2 separate regions of the Homo sapiens genome follow, and region 1 is linked to region 2. The links are chromatin contacts, found by Hi-C or POLR2A ChIA-PET in ENCODE. All regions are on one chromosome and are shown on one strand. Each heading gives the region's core, a stretch centred on a gene start or an enhancer-like site at or near the end of the contact. The rest is flanking DNA. Distances are from core to core; before and after follow the strand shown.

Evidence for each region. Hi-C counts contacts between places; a loop is a spot of excess contacts on that map. ChIA-PET counts read pairs that join two places held with the same protein, here RNA polymerase II (POLR2A). Pooled maps may share reads with other maps.
Region 1: a map of cardiac septum shows a loop between it and region 2 (2.1-fold over the local background). The contact joins two enhancer-like sites. A Hi-C loop is called at or near these places in 1 of 168 maps with a recorded cell type or tissue (cardiac septum) and 8 of 50 pooled maps. POLR2A ChIA-PET finds 5 or more read pairs at or near these places in 1 of 52 experiments (A673).

Annotation. Positions count from the first base shown.
Region 1 is chr10:23,064,330-23,069,743 of GRCh38, reverse strand. LOC107984215 (a long non-coding RNA gene) reads left to right here. Exons shown (of 3, transcript XR_001747394.2): 2 at 176-269. Among named protein-coding and RNA genes, the nearest start is that of MSRB2, 29 kb to the left of the region's middle. RefSeq lists an enhancer at 1,290-1,584. Within about 2 kb of position 4,048, at least 9 of the 41 ENCODE cell types and tissues checked have a DNase peak (open chromatin) inside an H3K27ac peak, as active enhancers do.
Region 2 is chr10:22,845,515-22,851,012 of GRCh38, reverse strand. No RefSeq gene overlaps it. Among named protein-coding and RNA genes, the nearest start is that of ARMC3, 80 kb to the left of the region's middle. Within about 2 kb of position 1,377, at least 21 of the 41 ENCODE cell types and tissues checked have a DNase peak (open chromatin) inside an H3K27ac peak, as active enhancers do.

The DNA of each region.
Region 1 (5,414 bases), core at 2,799-5,298, 220 kb before region 2:
GAACAAGATAGGAATTAGCATGTATCAAATAAGACTGAGGAGTAATTACTGCGTGGGTGAACCTGTGCAAAAACAGTCACGCTGGTCGCATATTTATGTCCTGCCATTTGCTAGAAACTTTCAAGCGTCTACTACTGTTACTTTAAAAATGTCTACATGGAAATTCTATCCCCAGCCTAACCTGAACTTAAGCCGGCAGATGAGGATAAGGCTCCCCAGCCTCCCGGAACAAGCAGACAGTTATTAATGGAAATGTTCCACCAGTTCAGGTATGTGCTAACATCTGTTAAAATTGCATTTGTACAGGATTGCATGAATTACTGATACATGAACACATTGCTTTAGCCAAACACAAGCTTTTATGATTTCATGATGAGGCTTCCCAGAGTTCTAGGTTATGACAACCTGACTTTCAAAGTTACACGTTAAAGCAATCTGTTTGCATCCCAGGCTGACTGTGCAGAAGAGATTTGCGGTTGGGACAATCTGCCATTTAAAGAGAATGAGGTCTCTAGTCATTAAGGGAGACAGAATCTGTGGCTGGGACTTTTTCTGGGGCATCCTGAGTAGGTAGCTGTGTGGCCTGTCACAGTGCGGTTTTTCAGAGGAATGTGTGTCATGCGTAGAATAGAGAAATTTATTCCTGAGCATTTTAATTTTTTTTAGAGACAAGTTCTTGCTCTGTCACCCAGACTGGGACACAGTGGTGCAATCATGGCTCACTGCAGCCTCAAACTCCTGGGCTCAAGTGATCCTTCCACCTCAGACTCCTGAGTAGCTGAGACTACAGGTATGCACCAGCATGCCTGGCTAATTTTCTTTCTTTCTTTATTTTTTTTTTTGTAGAAATGGGATCTGACTATGTTGCCCAGGCTGCTCTTGAACTCCTGGGCTCAAGCAATCCTCTGGCCTCAGCCTACCACAGCTTTTGGATTACAGGCATGAGCCACCTGGCCTCTTGAGTGTCCTTAAATAAAAATCAGCAGGTGCAAGTGCCAGGGCCTTGTCAAGCCTCCACTATTGCTGGATCGACATCTCTTCTGCCCATGGCTTTTCCCAGGATCATCTCTGCATTGCTATAGACTCCGCCATCTGTCTCACCCTGCTTTTGAGTTGGTGCATCTTACTGGGGGCTCTAGACAAATTAAGCATTGTTGTGAAGTGCACTGGCTCCGTGCTGAACTTGCTTTTTATTCCACCTACCTTCTTATAAAAAATGTTTTGGAAAGTAAGGGATCAGAGAAGGTTTCTACAGTTTTGGTGCATTATTAGGCCAGGTCCTTGTTTCAGTCTCCACTTAGCCTAACTAAAGACACCTTCCGCTCTGTAAAAAAGGTTATCGTTATGGATCCTGTGGGAATTGGTGGCATGAAGGGACCACTAGGGGGCGCCCAACGCCTCAGAATAGTCCACCTTTAAGTCTCTAGGCCTGGTCCTGGAGGCTCTTGACTCCAGGCTTCCCTAAGGTTCCTGGAAGGCCTTCATGTGTTATTACTGGTTGGACAGAGAAGAGCACTGCCAGCCCCAGATGGGAGTGAGAAGGCCGGTCGGGGAGAAGGTAAGCAATTGAGAAGGCGGAAGGGGCAAAAGGAAACTGGAGAGGGCGGCAGGAAGAGAGAAAAGGAAGAGAGCAGAGGCGTGGAGAAGAGGAAAAGAGGAGGGCGGGGAAAGGGGAGGCTGCGTTTTGCAGGACTGGGCAGCTCCAGAGACAGTGGAACACCGGTGTCTTTTTGGACCCTATGGTACATAGGGGGACAGGGAAGGAGCCCGGTTTGGGCTTAACTGGGGGATGCTGGGAGTCTCTCTGGTCCAGGAGGTCTTAGGCATCTGTGTGCCTGAGGCTATCTGGGTCTCCCCAGTGTCTCCCCACACACCTGTGCCAACTTGCCCACTTCATACTTTTCCTGTTGCCTTCGATTCACAACTCGCCTTGCTCACGTCCTTCTAGAAAAAAACGGTACGTGTTGATGTCACTACCTCCCCGTGGAAGCAGGAGGGGAGGGTGGAGAAAGTGGATTTGGTCATCACTTCCGGCCCTTTAGAATCACACTGCCGGTCAGGCGTAGTGGCTCACGCCTGTAATTCCAACAGTTTGGGAGGCCGAGGTGGGAGGATTGCTTGAGCCCAGGAGTTTGAGACCAGCCTGGACGATATAGTGAGACCCCCATCTCTACAAAAAAAACTTCGAAAAAACTAGCCAGGCGAGGTGGCACGCACCTGTACTCCCAGGTACTAGGGAAGCTGAGGCAGGGAGATTGCTTGAGCCTGGGAGGTCGAGGCTGCAGTGAGCCGTGGTTGTGCCGCTGCACTAAAGCCTGGGCAACAGAGCAAGACCTCAACTCTAAAGAAAAGAAAAAAGAATCACACTTTATTATTAATTATTTTGAACCATGAGATAATAAAAAAGGAAGGACCTTTTTCCCACTTAAAAATGTTTCAGACTAATAATAATTGCTAACATTTACTGGGCTCTTACTGTGTTCTAATAATAGGTGTCAGCATTTAGAAATCTAATGTCATTTAAGGCACGCAGCAACCTGGTGCTATTGTCATCCCTATTGACAGAAGCGAAATGGTTCACCCAAAGCCACACTGCCAGCAAACAGCGAGGCTAAAATGAGGGACCCAGACAGTCTGACTTCAGAGACTGCACTTAAGTTACTTAACAGAAATTAATGTCAGTTAAGTGACAGAACTAGAACTTGAATGTAGATCCTCTGTCTCCAAATCCTATTGAATCCTCTATATCACTGTTCTTAAATTTTTTGGTCTCAGACCCCTTTATTCTCTAAATATTGAAGATTCTAAAGAATATCATTTCTGCAGTTTTTGTGTGTTGCTATTTACAGCACTATAAATTAAAGCAAAGTAATTTAAATATTTATTAATTCATTTGAAACAATAATAATAAACCCACTCCATGTAAACATAAACAACATCTTTATGAAAACATTGTCGGCCAGGCACAGTGACTCACGCCTATAATCCCGGCATTTTGGGAGGCCTAGGTGGGTGGATCACGAGGTCAGGAGTTCCAGACCAGCCTGGCTAACACGGTGAAACCCTGTCTCTACTAAAAATACAAAATTTAGCCGGGCATGGTGGCGGGCGCCTGTAATCCCAGCTACTCGGCAGGCTGAGGCAGGAGAATCGCATGAACCGGGGAGACGGAGGTTGCAGTGAGCCGAGATCACACCACCGCACACTAGCCTGGGCGACAGAGCAAGACTCTATCTCAAAAAAAAAAAAAAAAAAGAAAAAGATAAAGAAAACATTAACAAGAGAAAAAATGTTTTCATTTTCTGCTACATGTCAGTGTAATAATATTTGATACAGAAAACTTAATATAGAAAGGCACAAAGATAAAAACAAAATCACCTGAAATGCCACCACCTAAGAGGGAACGTCTGTGAATTTTGTTTTATATATTGTCCCAGCTTCCTGGGAAGATTATGAATTCCAGACATCGTGCCTTCCAGACACTGAAATAGTAACCTTAAATTGTGGCAATTTAAAAGTGCCTGTAAAATCATCGTAGGAAATCTTAAGGCTGCACCAGGACCTGAAGAGGGTCTCGGTGACCCTCGGCCACATATTTCTAGACATCACTGGAGAGCACAGAGCTCAGAGCCCATTCTAGTTTATTAATAGTATAAAGCATACACCAAAGGCAAATGATCTAGCTACATAAATTTTGTTTCCTGCCCCAGGAGCCAAAGCTAAGCCCTTCACTGCTTTATGCTAAATGTGCATTAAATTGCAGAGGGCAATTGGTGTTTCTCAGCGCTCCAAGTTTGCACCTGCCTGTTTGATACCAGGAGAGGGTGTGGCCATTTCCTCTTGAACTTTGGGTTAGAGAGAGCTGGGTATGAGGGGTGGGGTTCAGGGAAGGTGAGCGAAAGCCCACTCAGGGGTCATCAGCTGCCTGGTGGTAATTCCTGGCCAATCATTTCTCATTCTGTATCTCCCTGCGGCAGAACAGCTCTGAGCCTCCCAGGACACCACGTGATGCCTGCGTTTCATTCCATGCCAAGTTCCACATGCCAGAGAGCTGTCGTAGAACTTTGGCAGGGAGAAGTGTCTGGGCCAGTGGCCTGTGGCAGTTACTGCTCCTGGCTCTCACATCCTTTGTAGAGTTTGTAGGGAATCTAGAACTTACTGTGTCCCCTAGAGAGGGGGTCACCAGACTGACAGAAGCCTGGGGTTAGAACAGAGAAACCGGAGAGCACACAGAATTTATGGACAGAGGCAAATGGCTGGGACTATGATACCAACATCGTATTTCCTTCCTCCTTGAAGGAAGGCCAGATGCCAGCAGTTCTCTCTCACTGGTCTCTTCGTGGGGCCTGGTAGTCTACAGACCCCTAGTCACCAGATGCCATCTTGGGGAGAAATTGGGTAGGAGGCCATGCAGGGAAGGAGGAAGTCTGCCACGTCAGTTATTTATCTGAAAGAGATTATCCAGAAAGAAATAGCAACTGATAAGCAGCAAGCCGAAATTTTTCCTTTCCTTTGCTGGATATGGTGGTGAATACTCAAGAAATTTCAACCAGACCGGGCATGGTGGCTCACACTTGCAATCCCAGCACTTTGGGAGGCTGAGGCAGGTGGATCACTTGAGGTCAGGAGTTCAAGACCAGCCTACGCAACATGGTGAAACCCCGTCTCTACTAAAAAACAAACAAACAAAAACAAAAACAAAAAATTAGCCAGATGTGGTGGTGTGCACCTGTAATCCCAGCTACTCAGGAGGCTGAGGTAGGAGAATTGCTTGAACCTGGGAGGCAGAGGTTGCAGTGAGCAAGATTGCACCACTGCACTCCAGCCTGTGTGACACAGCAAGATCCTACCCCCCCAAAAAAAGTTCCACCCAATTCCAGAGAATGGTTTGTTCTTTCTTAGAAACTCATTTCTTTTAATGTTGTTTTCTCTACATGGTGACAAATGCAAGGTTTTAGTTTACAAAGACAGCATAACGTGTCCTACCCCATCTAAGACCTCACCATACAAACACCTGCTCTCTGCAACCAGTGGAAAGATCTTCCTTCAGCTGTTGGCTGTCAGCAACTTTTTGCAGACTGGTTGAAGTTGGACAGGAATGGTAGTTAGGGCCCGTGTGGTATTATCCATATGCCATATAATCAAAATTATGTTTTCACGCAGGCAGAACAAAAGCAGGATTCCAAGTAGGTCTCAGATCAGTTCCAGATCCTCATGCCAATGTCTTATATCCAGTTCCCCAGCCTCGTTTTACATTTCAGCAAAAGACTGTCTTGCAAACGCAGCGGCGCTTATATGGCCAGTGTCATCTGAGAATGCAGTGGGGTGATTTGTGGTGGGAGAGCTGTGTTAACCGGGCCCGAACTGCTATCCAATATCCCAAACATAAACCTCTTCCTGCGCGGTTGAGAAAG
Region 2 (5,498 bases), core at 128-2,627:
CACTGCAACCTCCGCCTCCTGGGTTCAAGCGATTCTTCTGCCTCAGCCTCCTGAGTAGCTGTGACTACAGGCGAGCACCACCATGCCTGGCTAATTTTTGTATTGGCCAGGATGGTCTCAAACTCCTGATCTCATGATCCGCCCACCTCAGCCTCCCAAAGTGCTGGGATTACACATGTAAGCCACCGTGCCTGGTGCAGTGTCTGCTTCTTAATTCAGTCTCTGCTCCTCAGGCTGAGCATTTAGGTTCTTGTGGTTGCACACTTGGGCATGGTCAGGTTACATAAGCTTCAACCTCGGGGGCTCTTGGCAATAGAGAAACAACTCACAACTTTGTTATGTAAAAGTTGAGCCAGATTGGTCTGGTGCAGTTAGAAAGTCTCCCTACTATAAAATATCCTTCAATATGGCTTCAGTTTTACAACTATTAGTATGATTATTTGACTGATGTCTTTCTCCCCTTGCTAAGGAATGCTGCCCTGTGAGCATAGGGACCCTGTAAGGGCCTGGTTCCTTATTGTCTGCCTAGCACATGACAAAATGTCAAGCACAAAGTAGGCAATCAATCAACTTTTGTTAAAGGAACAAATGAATAAATGATCAGTATTATGTCTTTGTGTATCTCTATAGAAATATTGATTAATTTATCATGTAACCTATAACTTAGTTCATAGGAGAGGATACCATTCTTTAAAATCAACTCTTGGCCAGGTGCAGTGGCTCACACCTGTAATCCCAGCACTTTGGGAGGCCGAGGCGGGTGGATCACCTGAGGTTAGGAGTTCGAGACCATCCTGGCCAACATGGTGAAACCCCCATCTCTACTAAAAATACAAAAATTAGCCAGGCATGGTGTCGGGTGCCTGTAATCCAAGCTGCTCGGGAGAATGAGGCAGGAGAATCACTTGAACCCGGGAGGTGGAGGCTGCAGCTGAGATCACACCACTACACACTCCAGTCTAGGCGACAGAGTGAGACTCCATTTCAAAATAAAATAAACTCTTTGCTGTATAAGTAGCATATCATAAATCATTTTTTATGATTTATGATATGCTCGTCTCCCTCTTAGATGACAAAATATGCAAATATTCTGTTTGCATGGCAGTTTTGTTTCAGAGTTCCCTAATATTTTATAATATTACTCCACTTACTGTAGAATTTGAAATTAAGGAAATATTTGGGTTTTCAGTTTGGACCTTTTGATTTCTCTCCCTTTTTTTCACTCACTGATTTGCGTTTAAACTTCTACTTCTCTCTACTTACCAGACTCTGCTTCCTAACAGAGACCTTCCAGGATGAAAGGGCTTGTGGTTGGAGCTCAGCCACGTTGGTGCCGGGCAGTCATAATGGCTGCATTGTGCAGGGCGGCGCCTGTGACTGTCAGAGCCCGGCAGCCTCTGCTCCAGCTCCGGGACAGATTGTTCTCACTGCTGTTGCTCTGATTAGTTGTTTTTCTGATTCTAAACTTGGCTTTGCAGTCTGAGTTATTTCCTATTTAACCTCACATGCAACGTGGCATCTGGCCATGCCTCCTGAGAAGGCTTCTCTGATTCTGCCAGTTGAAATATAACTTGGTTTGTGTATGTGGGCTAGACCCTCCTGAGTCTGTCCCCTGGGAAGGGAAATAGGTTCTTCTGGTGAAGGTGACCCGGACCCAGACCTAAGAACATTTGCAGAACATTTGGATTGGTCTTAAGGTCCCCTGCCTACCCACACATTCCAGCTTATTCCTCCTTCTTCCACTCCCCACCCCAAGCCACTTCCCACTTGGGACCACTAACACTGATCCAGCAGCTTCTTACCTCTTGTGGTTCCATTCACTCCTCTTCTCTCTCTGTGCTCTCCCTCTCTGCCCATCTATGTGCGTTTCCTTCACGGGCTCTTCTTCCTCTTGCCACTGAACATGAGTATCCCTCAGGCCGCCACCTTGACATCTTCTCATTGCACTTTGCCCACCCTCCTTGGGAAGTCTTTCATCTGGAATAGGTAGCATCAACTCGAACCTCCATCCTGACTTTCAGATCCATATATTCAATGCCACTTGCAGAGTTTACCAGTCACTACTGTTTCATTGGACAGTATGATGCACATAAAAGTGTTTAAGGCAAAATAGAGAGGCTGACAGTTCCATAGGAAGCCGGTAGGAATGGCGCTTCTAGGGGCAGAGAGCTTTGCAGTGGCCTTCAATTCCCATCACATAGGATCTATTTGACTATATTATCAAGCCCAGATATGCTTCCTTTGCGAGGGGACAGGTTGCAATCATTATCCTCCTGTGTGATGACATCTTAAGTGGCAAGTGACATTCTTGTCAACCACCAATATGGCTAAGATATGAGTATGCATGATGCATTCTACCGTATATTTTCTCTTTTGAGGTTTAGAAAGATACAAGAGCACTCTTAAAACTGTAGAACAAAATCTCTTTGATAATATCATGGGGAAATTGCCACTGAAAACCCATTGGTGGAAATGTTCAGTCACTAGTATACAAATGCATTTCATATCTAATGTTGTTTTTTGAATTTACCCTTAATATTGGGCACTATTTACAATTAAATGAATGGCCACAATGTAACTATTAATGATAAAATGTCTATTTGCTTTACGAAAGAAATATGATCCCTGGAAGTCTTTGGTTTTGCATTTAAATTAATTAGTGAATTGAATACCTGTCCCTTGGATTGCTCATTTACACTCTTACTAAAAAGGTGGCTAGCTTGTCAGAGGAAGTACTTTCAAATTGGCTAATTAATTGCATGACCACATTCCCATGGAAATAGCAAAAGGGCATTCTAAGGACAAACAAAAAATATCTGCACGGGCATCATACTCGTCATCAGCTCTAAAGTAATGTTATCTGTAGACATCTACTCAGTAAAAGAGCTGCTTGACTAATAGGACAGATTGGCTTCAGGAAAAAAATGTATATATATGAAAACTGTGTTTACGTCTTATCTAATTAAAGAATATATGGTATCAAAGACTAAGTTTTAAACATTTAATATAAAATGAGCATTCACAGATATGAACAGTGCTCACATGTAACAACTGGAAAAGAAAGCATAATAAAATTAAAGATGCAAAGTTATATAAATATATATATAATATATATATATTTTTTGAGACATAGTCTTGCTCTGTCACCCAGGCTGGAGTGCAGTGGTGCAATCTTGGCTCACTGAAACCTCCATCTCCCGGGTTCAAGTGGTTCTCCTGCCTCAGCCTCCTGAGCAGTTGGGATTACAGGCATGTGCTACCACACGTGGCTAATTTTTGTATTTTTAGTACAGACGGGGTTTCACCATGTTGGCCAGGCTGGTCTCAAACTCCTGACTTCAGGTAATCAGCCTGCCTTGTCCTCCCAAAGTGCTGGGATTACAGGTGTGAGCCACCATGCCTGGCTCGTTATTTATATATTTGCCAGAAAAAAATAGTGGGACCTTGAGGGATTTAAATCTTCATAGGCTAAAAGTGAGGCAGGAGAATAGGGTCTGGAGGCAGGAACATAAGGCCAATTCACACTGACTTCCTAGGACTAAATCAAATGGAAACACTTCAGCTATGATAGGAAATATCCTCTCCATTTACATAGGGCATACACCAAGTAACCAATGGAAACCTCTAGAGGATATTTAAACCCCAGAAAATTCTGTAATGGGGCTATTGAGCCCCTATGCTCGGGCCCACTCCCACCCTCTGGAGCGTACTTTTGTTTTCAATAAATCTCTGCTTTTGTTATTTCATTCTCTTCTTGCTTTGTTTGTGCCTTTTGTCCAAATCTTTGATCAAGACGCCGAGAACCTGGACACCTTCAACCATTAGCATAAGGATTCAAAAAAGCCCAAATTTTGACCTAACGTATTATTCTACTGAATACAGGGCATCATCCCTTGCTTTGAACTGTATCTAAATTAGCCTGCAATGATAGATCCTGGACATAGCAGGTCATGCCAGTGTTTTGAAAACCTCACCAATGATGCCACCATATTGTATGATTCAGGTCCACAACACCTCCATCCAAATTCCCTCCAATTCACAGTCAAGTAGCTAAAACAACCACATTAAAATAAATCAATTACTCTTGATAGGCATACTAACCTATGAACAGTCTGAAACCCCACTGGAGTCCCAGTTCTGAGGAGGTGTGCTTTAGCCTTCTCCAATAAAACATGTTTTGTCAGTGGGCGAGGTAGCTCACATCTGTAATCCCAACACTTTAGGAGGCCGAAATGGGAGGATCACTTGAGTCCAGGAGTTCCAGACTAGCCTGGGCAACATAACAAGACCCCTGTTTCTTTTTAAAAATTAGCCAGGCATGGTGGTGCTCGCCTATAGTCCCAGCTACTCGGGAGGCTGAGGCAGGAGGCTTGCTTGAGCACAGGAGTTGGAGGCTGCAGCAGGCTATGATTGTGCCACTGTACTCCAGACTGAGCAACTGAGGGAGACTCTGTCTCTAAAAAACAAAAGCATGTTTTGTGAAAGATACCTCATTAACAGAAGGTGGCATGCAAACTCTCTAGTTTGTATGTTCTGAATAATACTTTTGACTCTTTTTTTTTTTTTTTTTTTTGACTCCACCTAGAGTCTGTCCTCTCCTCCCAGCACTCCTTACTTGACTGAATGACAGAATGGATGTGACAACAGATTCAGAGATTTGTTAAAAAGGTCATGTCATGCAAGAGGTAATGACAGGGGTGCAGACTTTGGGTTTCAACCTTTGGTTTCTGGAGTTGATCTCATAGCTTTAGCCTCATAATCTTGCATGATCTGTGCTGAGAATCACGCTGTGGCATATTTCCAATGCATTTCTAAGGATCAAGGTGCATTCAAAGTTGGTGGAAGGATTCAATCTAGTGAATGTGGTGGGTGGATGGATCAAAGTGAATGTGATTCTGGTTTCTTGCTTGTTGCTGCCATGTCCCTCACTGCTTGGAAGAACTGGAAAGTGGTTTTTAATATCGTTAGCTAGAATTCTAAGTCACCTTCCTGTGAGACCAAAAAGGGAAAAAATCAGTGCAAAATGCAACTTTTCACAGTCAGATTTTTAAAATATGGGCTTTGCAGTATCAATGCAAGTTTGCGAATGTTGGCTTATGGGCTAACAGCAAAGTAGGTGTGATTCTCCTCAGCTCTGGGGCTTTCATTTTTTGTTCATTCATGCATGCATGCGTTAATTCATTCATTTATTCATTCATATCAAGATAGTGGAGAAAATTCATATTTAAGTCTTATGACTTGATTCTCCCTCACACCTCTCACACAAAGCAAAGGAGTGCAGCTCTTTGTATTGGGTTGAGGTGGGAGAGATTGTTCTAAATCGCAACAATAGAGACAGAGATAACTCTATACTCTATATAGATGTTGGAATGGTTATAAAATGCAACATTAATGACAAACATCATTCTTAAAGACAAGGAAAATAATGCTTCTACACAACCACATGGTGTTGTTAACTATGTCAGTCTAAAATGCCAGATTATATTAACCCAAACTGG